2 separate regions of the Homo sapiens genome follow, and region 2 is linked to region 1. Evidence: read pairs that join two places in POLR2A ChIA-PET (ENCODE). Cell type or tissue: A673. All regions are shown on one strand. Links, peaks and the distances in the headings refer to the core of each region. The heading gives the core; the rest is flanking DNA. Region 1 has its middle 75 kb from the start of GTSCR1. Region 2 has its middle 14 kb from the start of CBLN2.

Region 1 (5,395 bases), core at 121-5,120:
ACATTCCACTCTGGTAACTTGGCCTTTTTGCTATTCTTCAAACATGCTAGGCCTGCTCCTATGTTTTCCTTTGCTATTCCTCATCCCTGGGATGCCTCCACCTCTGAAATCGTCTCTAAGCTTAGTTATTTCTTAGCTGGGATAGTATGGAGGAGATTTGAGTATCATAAGGATAGTTGAACTAGTCAGTATTTAAAGTGCCTTCTGCTGCTGAGGTTTTATCAATAAATGGAAGAAATTCATTATATACTATGTGCCATTTATTAACTTCTCACTGGGTACTGAACAGCTCATTTGTGGCAGGTCAAAATGGACACCTTTCATCTTATATATACATAGTTCTAAAACTTTTTCTTTTTATCAGTGAACAGTTTTTACTAACTTTACTTGGAACCTCACGCCCAGTACACAAAATCAATGCAAGTGGGTTAACGTAAGGCTGATGATAGTCGATAAGCACCCATGGGCTCACACCATTATATAGAGGAGGTATTCATTCTGACCGGGGAGTACCTATGGGAACCAATTGCTAAATGCTTTGACTGGCACCTGTGAAGTTCTTTGGGTAAAGTAAGACAGGGAGGTTTCTGAAGTTTAACCACACTGATTTCCTTTTTCCATGCCTCCTCCTTGAGGAGGTTGTTGTAGTCAGTTCAGAACCTGAGTGCTTGATGAAACACAGTTGTCCAGTTACTATTCTAAGCTGTATTTTTCAATTAAAGTTTACTTTTAGAACAACTTAGGGTGGACTGATCTTTCTTTGTATAATTGGGAATGAATTCTTAGTTTTTGTCAGGAGAATGATTATATTTATCTAAAAAAGCAGGAATCAAATATTTCCTGTATGGCTTTGTAATATTCAATAGAGGGAATTTGGGAAATCAAACAGACACTCCCTCTGGGGTTTGTGAAATGGCTTGGGGACTCATTTAATTTTAGAGTAGCTGGCTTTAAGGGACCTTAAGCAATCTAGCTACTTGGGACTAGGAAATTGTTTACTTATTATTTTCATTATCGGCATCACACTATTTAAAGAGTACTGTCAGATACGTCTCAAAAGAAGACATTAATGTGGCCACAAACATATGAAAAAAAGCTCAATATCACTGATCATTGGAGAAATGCAAATCAAAACCACAATAAGCTACCATCTCATGCCATTCAAAATAACGATTATTAAAAAGTCAAGAAACAACAGATGCTGGTGAGGTTGTGGAGAAATAGGATTGCTTTTACACTGTTGGTTAGAGTGTAAATTAGTTCAACTATTGTGGAAGACAATGTGGCAATTCCTCAAAGATTTAGAGGCAGAAATACTTTCTGACCCAGCAATCCCATTACTGTGTACACAAAGGAATATAAGTAATTATATTATAAAGATACATGTACATGTATGTTCATTGCAGCAATATTCACAATAACAAAGACTTGGAATCAACCCAAATGCCCATCAATGATAGACTGGATAAAGAAAATGTGGTACACATATACCATGGAATACTATGCAGCCATGAAAAAGAATGAGATCATGTCCTTTGCAGGGACATGGATGGAGCTGAGAGCCATTATACTCAGCAAACTAATGCAGGAACAGAAAACCAAACATCACATGTTCTCACTTACAAGAGGGAGCTGATTGATTAGAACACATGAACACATGGGGGAGAACAACACACACTCAGGCCTGTAGGGAGGATGGGGGGAGGCAGAGCATCAGGAAGAATAGCTAAGGGATGCTGGACTTAATACCTAGGTGATGGGTTGATCTGTGCAGCAAAACACCATGGCACACATTTACCTAAGGAACAAACCTGTACATCCTTCACATGTACCCTGGAACTTAAAAGGTGAGGAAGAAAGAAAATCCTTTGGAGATCAGTGATGCGTATGTGGCTATTCATTATATCAAATACTCTTCTGTCTACACCTGTATGTTTGAATTTTTTTTTTTTTTTTGAGATGGTATCTCACTCTGTTGCCAGGCTGGCGTGCAGTGGCGTGATCTTGGCTCACTGCAATGTCTGCCTCCTGGGTTCAAGCCATTCTCCTGCCTCAGCCTCCCGAGTAGCTGGGGTTACAGGCGTGCACCACCACACCCAGCTAGTTTTTGTGTTTTTAGTAGAGGTGGGGTTTCACCATGTTGGCCAGGATGGTCTCGAACTCCTGACATCACGATCTACCCACCCTGGCCTCCCAAAGTGCTGGAATTACTGGTGTGAGCCACCGCGCCCAATGGAAATTTTTCATAATAAAAAAACGTAAAGATAAATAAAGAGTAGTGTCAGAAGGAATAGGAAAAAATCGAGGCAGAAGAATTCAGAACATGATACTACCTTTGTTGGGGGTGGGTGGCGCAGGGGGAAAGCTGTCCAGTTACTGGTTATTTCACAACTTTGTAATTAGTGCATTTTATAAAATTTAGCTAGAAGTAGAAGAGCTGATTCATCGTAAGAATGATCATTGATCGGTGACCTTTCATCATTTCCTCCAACTGAGCTCCAACAGTAACATATTTTTAAAAAGGGATTTTCCAATATTTGTGACAGAAAGGTAATGATCAAGCTAAAATCTGGAGAGAATAATCACTTCTGAATGTAATGGAAAGTTCATGTCCCTGAAACTTTCCTTTGGCCTTTATCAAGCAATTGTTACCCCCATCAATATCCTGTCACTGTTAATTAGAAACTGTTTGTGCCACAGCTGATTTGTCACTCTGCAAAACTCCTATGGAGAGATGCAGGGCAGTCAATGCCATGGCTCAAAAGAGAACAAAAGTCCGTTTTCAAAGGAGCCAAACACACTAAGTGGTGACCCAAGCTCTGCTCCTTCCATTATTGCTGTTAAGCCGGAAGCTAATTAAAAATCTCTGCTGGCACAAATGTGTGTTTGGTGTTCTAAAATATGTCATCTCTAAAAGACCGACTGATCGAAACTGCCGAAACAAGCTTTTGACTCTATTCTGTCTTCATGTGTTCATTGATTCTGACCTTAAAAATTCCAAAGTTCTTTCCTTACTAGACCCAAATACTGTTTAAGAAATTTACTATTTGCCTGGAAATGTTTCTGATCATATGGACAAAGCCACGAATGTGATTATTTCGAGTTTCATTAATGACTAAAGAAAAATGGAAATAATCACCATGACTCATTCGGATATCTAATTATCTATTTTTAAATCCCATTTTTGTGGAGTCTCAGCAGAAAACTCTTTAATAGTTTTATCTTTTGAGGACGAACTGGACAGCCATAAATGAAGTGATGATGACCAGATATTTTACAGTTTGATTTAATTATATATGATGGTGGCAGAGATGGGGAAGTTAACAAAATATATATTAAAATACAAAGTTACTTTAAAAAGTACAACACTGATATAAAAATCACAAATATGTGGCAAGTAAATTATAAGAAGTAATTTAATGAATTAATTGCCATTTCCATATTTTTTCTTGCAATGGCGTGGTCAATTCTGAGGCAAACATACAAGAATTATGTTAGCTCATACAGTGTAAACTTGTATAGTTCACAACTTGTATAGATCACAAGTGAAAACCGATATAGTTTATTGCAGCAGCAATAAAACAATTATAGTAGGTAATTATATTTGGAGATCCCTAGTATTACATAGGACACCCCTGCTCCATATAAAGTTGCTTTAAAAACTTGTTAGTGTAGCTCCCATGGAGGGCTACGTGAGCAATTTGACAACACAGGAGTGGGGAAGCAGTGTCTGAGGGCATTTGGAAGACGGTAAGTGAGTTCTAATTATAGAATGACAAGAAAATGACTCTGCAGGCTAATTTTAAAGATGCATATGACTAATATGTAGGAGCTTGGGAAAAAATCAGGCTCTACCTTTCTATCTTATTTGCAAGAAATAAGAAGTAAATGAGGGAGGCAACAAAACCATATTCATACTGATTAAACTTATGTGAGGATTAGAAATGCCTCTTCCTGAAAGAACTAAGCCCCAATAAGTGCTGTGTTGCAAAAGGGAGCTGGGAGAATTTGTCTGTGTGTACATGGAGGGTACACCACTCTGCAGTGGAGTTGTGGAAGCGCACATTACACTTTCCCACAAGGCTGGGGACCACGAGGCAACAGGCCATGGTGGACTTCTCACGTTGTGAATAGTTTCTATCGTATTATCTCTAAGGTTATTTCATGTGAAGAGAAGAGGAACCGAATTAAACAATTAGGATGTAATTGTTTTGATTGATAAAAATTATTGCATATAAACGCCGCTGTTTTTATCTTGTGTAGCTAAAGCCAATATCCTGTGTTCTGCTTCATAGTCGAGACCTCAGAAATAGTAATGAGATGACTGAACACACAGCACCATTGTACTAGATGAGACGTAAGTGTATGCCATCCTCATCACCTATGCTTGTCACTGTTTGCAAATTTCCCATAATGTCTCTTCATCTGTCCTTCCTCTATGGGGGGGTTGCCTTACTATTAGCTTTTTCAGTATCATAATTGGATTTTTGGACAGGTTAACTTTATTAGGTTGTATTTCTGATGTTGAACTTTAGCTTTCAAACTTTCTTCAAGAAATACAGAAGTTACTAGAAAATCTGTGTAAATTTGTAAATTATTGGGTATTTTTATCCATATATGTTTTTATTGGTGACTGTGCTTATTATTTTATTAAGAAAATAAATGCAGTCAGAAGAGAATTTCCACTGTTTCTCATCATCACATTTATCCACCCGCCAGCAGTGGTACCATGCTCTTTGCCTTCCATCCTTTAACCGTGGCTGTACTCTCTCTGCTTCTATCTCTGCCACTGCACCCTGGTCTGATTCCCTTCACCCCGGAACAACAGTCCAGCAACTCCCTTTCTCTCTTACAACTCTTTGCTGGCTTCTCACCTCCTTCAGAGTAAAGGTGATATCTATACAGTGGCATTTTAGGCCCTATATCACAAGCCTGCCCCGATATTCTGTGACCTCATCCCTTAATACTCAACCCCTTCTTTGCTGTGCTCTAGGGACACCACCTCCCTGACCCCAGGCCTGCACCGTTTCAGGATGCGTGCATTTGCAGCGCCCCCTGTCGGGACTGATTGCCTCCTGGATAGCTCCACAGCTTTCTCTGCCATCTTCGCCAGTCTGCTCAAATGTCACTTTCTCTCACTGTGGCCTACTTCATTTCCTCCTATTGAAAATTGGCACTTCCTCCTACTACATAAAACTTTGGGTTCTCCCCTTTCCCCTTGCATGTTCAATATTAACTGTGTAGATATTATTATCATCTATTATGTTAGGCATTTCCCTTATTTTGTTTCTTGTGTTCCAACCTCCATCCCTCTATCCCTGGCACCCAGGTAGATACACTCCCTAGAGTATGAGCCTCTGCTGGCAGGGGTCTGTCTGTTCTGTTCGTGGCTGTA
Region 2 (5,395 bases), core at 211-5,210, 2.0 Mb after region 1:
CTTTTCTTTTTTTCTTTTTTTTTTTTTTGAGACAGAGTCCTCCTCTGTCACCCAGGGTGGAGTGCAATGGCACCATCTCGGCTCACTGCAACCTCCACCTCCCAGGTTGAAGCAATTCTCCTGCCTCAGCCTCCCACATAGCTGGGATTACAGGGAAAGACCCATCCAATGATTCAATTACTTCCCACCAGATCCCTCCCATTGCACGCTGGGATAATGGGAACTACAATTCAAGGTGAGATTTAGGTGGGGACACAGCCAAACCATATCAAAACCTCACAAAAGAGCCAGAAGTTTCCACCTCAAATGTCAAGTCCTTACTACCCTCCCCCACCCCACCAAAAAAAAAAACAAAAAAACACAAGACAATTTCCATCCATGAAGATTTTTGCCCAGAGCCTGGAATTACAACCCATTCTTGAGAGTATGTTCAGAATCTTAAAATCAAAATCCTTCTTACTGTGCTTCCATGGACTGTAATTTGGAGCACTGGATTGGATCAGGAATTGGACTCACCTCTCCTTAAATATTAAAGTGACTTAACAGGAGTTTTGCTACAACTGGGTTGGGCAGGCTCCAGGAAAAGGCCAAAGGACAAGCCCTCATAAGAAGAGGGATCAGAGGAGCCTGTCTAACATTAGGTCAAGGACAGAGTCTTTGTCATGTTCAAGCTACCATATATTGAAAGTATCTGTCTAACTATCTATCTATCTGCCTTCCTATTCATGTGTACATTCATGTGCAAGTTAAAAAAAATGAGGACTTTTATTCTTTGTTTAAAATATTAAGAAAATATGTATTAGATTAAAACGCTTGGTAATAAATTCAGAGTTAAAAATTTTAAATGTAATCAATTTCCCATCTCTAAGCTAATATGTGGGCTGAAAAAAATGTAATTAAAGGCAACAAAATATATACATATATACATATGTATATATACGTATATATATACGTATATATACGTATATATATACGTATATATATTATATATATATGTGTATATATATATATATATATATATATTCATTCTTGGCCATGCATGGTGGCTCACACCTGTAATCCCAGCACTTTGGGAGGCCAAGGCAGGCAGATCATCTGAGGTTAGGAGTTCGAGATCAGCCTGGCCAACATGGCAAAAACCTGACTCTACTAAAAATACAGAACATTAGCTGGGCGTGATGGCACACACCTGTAATCCCAGCTACTTGGGAGGCTGAGGCAGGAGAATTGCTTCAACCTGGGAGGTGGAGGTTGCAGTGAGCCGAGACGGTGCCATTGCACTCCAGCCTGGGTGACAGAGGAGGACTCTGTCTTCAAAGAAAAAGAAAAAAAAAAAAGAAAAATATTCTCAAAAAAGCTTTTTTAGACATATTTTGTTTTGCCATTTACTACCTAAACTACAAAATGTGTTTTCCTCTGGTATAAGAATGCAATAAAAGGATTTAATACAACCAAATGCTGCTAATCATCGTTAAAATCTATAATTACTTCATGTAATTGGTTTTAATTTTGCTTAAATAAATAATTATGCTTTCAGGGAAAGGCATCTAATCTCTGAAGGAACATCCTGACTCCTGATTCTGAAAGATATTTCTCAAACCAGAGTTTAAGCTTAAAGTTTCAGGACCAGCTTTAAAACAGCAAATTGTTCAATTTAAGGATAGCTAATTTGCGTCTTGCACTTGATTTCTTAGGCTAAACTTCAGAATTCTAAACAGAGAGGGATCTCTGGCCTTTATAAAATATACATTACATGGAAAAATGAACTATTTGTGTTTATAGGTTCGAGTATTTTGAGTTTATCTTTGCAAAGAGTGCTGGCAACAGAAACAGAGGAAAAAATATTTCCATTATCATTTTCTGCATGGGGATGATGACTAAACATGAGAGCCCAAACTTTGGTGTTTCCAATGTAAGCAGTTTAGTAAATTTATATCAGCTGTTGCAAGACTTCTCTTATAATTACAATGGAACAGATTTTATGTGTGCAGCATGCAAATCTAAATTGTCCTTTTTAAACAATGTGTTATATTTAAATAACTGTGATAGAAACATTTATGAATAATGAGAATATATAGATTTCTGGATGAAATTGTTTTTTCACACTGTATCTTTTATACTGGACATGTAATATAATACATATTCCAATAATATAATATAATAGTTCAAAGAATAGGTTCTGAAGTTAGAAAGTTCAGGATTTGAATCCCACCTTTGTAATTTATTTACTTTGAGACTTTGACCATATCATTTATCTTTTTGAACATTATATTCATCATCTATAAAATGGTAACAGTATACCTTGTATGGTTGTCATAATGATTAAATGGAAAGATAATTGTTCAGCACTCAGTATCATGTCTAGCTATATTAAGTGCTCATTGTCAACATCAGTGGCAGCATCATTCTGCCAAAATGCTTCTTGCATCTGCAATTTTTTTTCTCATCAATATGAAGCAAGAATCTGTTATACTTTGTACTATAACCTTCACATTATAGCTTCACTAATAGACCCTTGAAGCGGTATGCAGGAAGAAACTTGGAAGGCCTCTCAGCTCATCTTTTGCAGCATTCAATTGTGTTTGCATTTATGTTTCAAAGATATTTGAGATATGAACAATGAAACGAGGAGTAATTTCTTGACCTCAAAACATCAAGAAATATTTCTGAAGTTTTCAAATTATACAATTATGTCAATTTGCATTTAGCAAAAATAAAGCCACATTCTTGTCTTTCTATAACTTGATGTAAGGGAATTCCCGGAGGCCTCTCTCTGGAGCTTTTTTGCATACTAATGATGCAGTGGTTTAAATCACAGCACCAGCACCATCTATTGGGGAGTTTTTTTTCCTGAAACAAATGTTTCTGCAATTTTGGAAAAAATTTAGGTTCATTTCAATTCTCCATTAAGATAAAAAGTATCAAAAAGTAATAGGCCTTAGGGGAGAATAAGTCTTCCCTAATTGTCACAGTCTGATGCATGCATGCCTTTTGCCTGCTAATGACTGGGGAGATGTGGCAATTTCCTTTAAAAATCCAGCCCCTTGTCATTCTTTTGTGCCAAGATAATTCAGATGCAATGGATGAAGAGCAGATTAGGCCATGATCCACTGATCATAACTTTCCATTGGATTTATAGCACCAGATGGCCTAATTATTCTCAAAAGTTCTCAATCTCTGTCTGTCAGGGAGACCAGATGTAATTTCTACCTTCTGGTGAAATAAACTCCTAAGATTGAACACAAGAAATAAAATGTGAAACATGGACCAAATACTTGAGATTAAAAGTTAGAAGTATGTAATGGGTAAAGGCCCTTGGGCCCATCATCTCCTCATCTGCCGAACGCAAGTTTCAGGAATGGTGCAGCTTCAGGGACATGAGAGGCATTTTCGTAGTGGGTACATTTTGACTGTAGGTATTTGTTTATATTCAAACACACACACTCACACTCACACGTGTGTGTCTGTCCCCAAGTGTCTGGACCCTAGGCTGCTACACTTAAATGCTGTATAAAACATACAGAATTCAAACTTTCTTCCGGTGCCATTTGGTCTCACATTTATCTTTTGTTTCTTCTTAAGTTATTCTTTATTCAGTAAGTTAATATCTTGCAAAAAAAGAAAAAAAAAATCAATGTGTTAAAATGGTCCCCAATTCAGTTCTGTTTAAGATAGCCTTCAAATCATGCCTTATTTGCATCTTGGTACATGACTGTCTTCTAAGGATTCGACTAATTCTAGCATGCCTTCTGTCTTTCGAAGTAATTCACTAGATAGAAGACAAGAAAAAATAATAAACTGCAAAAATGGCTACTATAGTTTACCCCTCATGTTTTAAAATGATGGGAATTCTCTGCGTCTTTCCCTGTCCACTTCAATTCTTCCAAGGTTCACAAGCCCTAGTTTGCGATTGGTTTGCTAGACCTGTGGCCATATTCAAAATGGGGGGCCCTTTCAGTCAGGATATCAACTGATGTTCAGTATTCAATGTCAACGTCAAAATAACATTCTCCTCCTCATATGTAAAAAAACGAAATTATATTATTCACTTCAGTAAACACGCATTTACATTTCCACCCCACCCACCCCAGCCCACCCCCTCACCATCAGTTTAGCTGAGTATCCTCCAGGATTATTCTGAATGTTATTTTTTAAGAAGGACTACAAGCTCTTTCTGCACATCGAGGGCATCTTCAATTTTCTGTCACCATCCTTAAGCACACTGTCTGTTCCTTAGGCTGCTATACATAAATGTTGTGAAATGAAAAGAAAATATCTACACTCTGTTCCCAAAAGAATAGATCATTTTTTATAAGTCCTATAACTGCTCCTTCCACTTAAGAGTTTACAATTTCAGAGCAAAAACTGTGCTATGACATCCTGACATGGTGCTTGGGAATTAGAAAAGAAGATGGTATCACATTTTCATGTCCTAAATTTGTTTTTCAGTGATAATCTCCTCTCTGAAAGAATTATAAAAGAAAATTAGCAATTTGAAGATAAATACTACATAGAATAATATACTTTTAAGACTGGAGGGAATCTTTAAGATCCATGTAAAAATATTGCAAATGAGGGATTTTAGTAGTAAGAAAAATTTGCCAATTTTTACTCGATTAGTTTGGCTATTTTTATATATTCTTTTTCCTATGATAATATTGTCATTGTGTCAGTTCCACAATAATGCTGCACCCAGAATCACAAGAAATGTTTCTTTTTGGTATAAAGTGAAGAAAATGCCCCTTTATCCTAGAGGACTTTTGAAGACATAAGAGATTAATATAAGTATTTTTAAATGAATAAACTTAGATCAAACAGACTTCAGCAAAATATTCAGGAGTTTCACATTCCAGATTATTACCAATATTCTTCTCCAACTCAGTGTTTATTGCAACCTGATATGAATTCAAAAGAAGTCAGCATTCCTGAAGAAAGCGGGTGAACAACAATAAAAGTTACATTCATTACTAGTCAGGTTGCAAGACTAGTAGTGGCTCATTAATTAGTAGCTTCCATTTTGCTAGGATAGCCTCAGTGCAAAGCAGCATTCTAACCCTGGGGAGTCCTGCTGTAGGCATTAAGAAGGGAGAATGAAGATTTCTTTTCCAAATTAAGTTGTCAAGGAGCTCATTTACACTACACAGTGAGTGTATGTGGGCGAGCTGATGAAGATGATGATTTATGATGCTATAGACACTTGAGTAATTCTGGTGATGGAAATCCACAGCAAAACCCACTTAGGATGATAAAACAGAACTCCTATTATCTGTAGGAGGCAAAATCACGTGGCTTTTGCCCTTACAAATTTCAAGTTACCCCACTGGGTATGGGAATGCAAGGAAAGCTCATTTACTTATGATTCATGTTTTGGCATAATGCTATTATACAGACTTGC

The links. Peaks named below come from ENCODE experiments on the same cell type or tissue, not always from the same donor. Only the 100,000 strongest peaks of a DNase experiment are listed, where the experiment ranks them.
Region 2: POLR2A ChIA-PET joins it to region 1 with 10 read pairs; 1 of 35 experiments calls an interaction of 5 or more read pairs at or near these places.

Annotation. Positions count from the first base shown.
Region 1 is chr18:70,573,635-70,579,029 of GRCh38, forward strand. No RefSeq gene overlaps it. Among named protein-coding and RNA genes, the nearest start is that of GTSCR1, 75 kb to the right of the region's middle. In A673, for the core only: a CTCF peak has its summit at 5,075 (motif pointing left); a DNase peak (open chromatin) is centred at 2,847; H3K4me3 peaks cover 906 bases; H3K27ac peaks cover 2,736 bases.
Region 2 is chr18:72,527,963-72,533,357 of GRCh38, forward strand. No RefSeq gene overlaps it. Among named protein-coding and RNA genes, the nearest start is that of CBLN2, 14 kb to the right of the region's middle. In A673, for the core only: a CTCF peak has its summit at 2,853 (motif pointing left); a DNase peak (open chromatin) is centred at 2,939.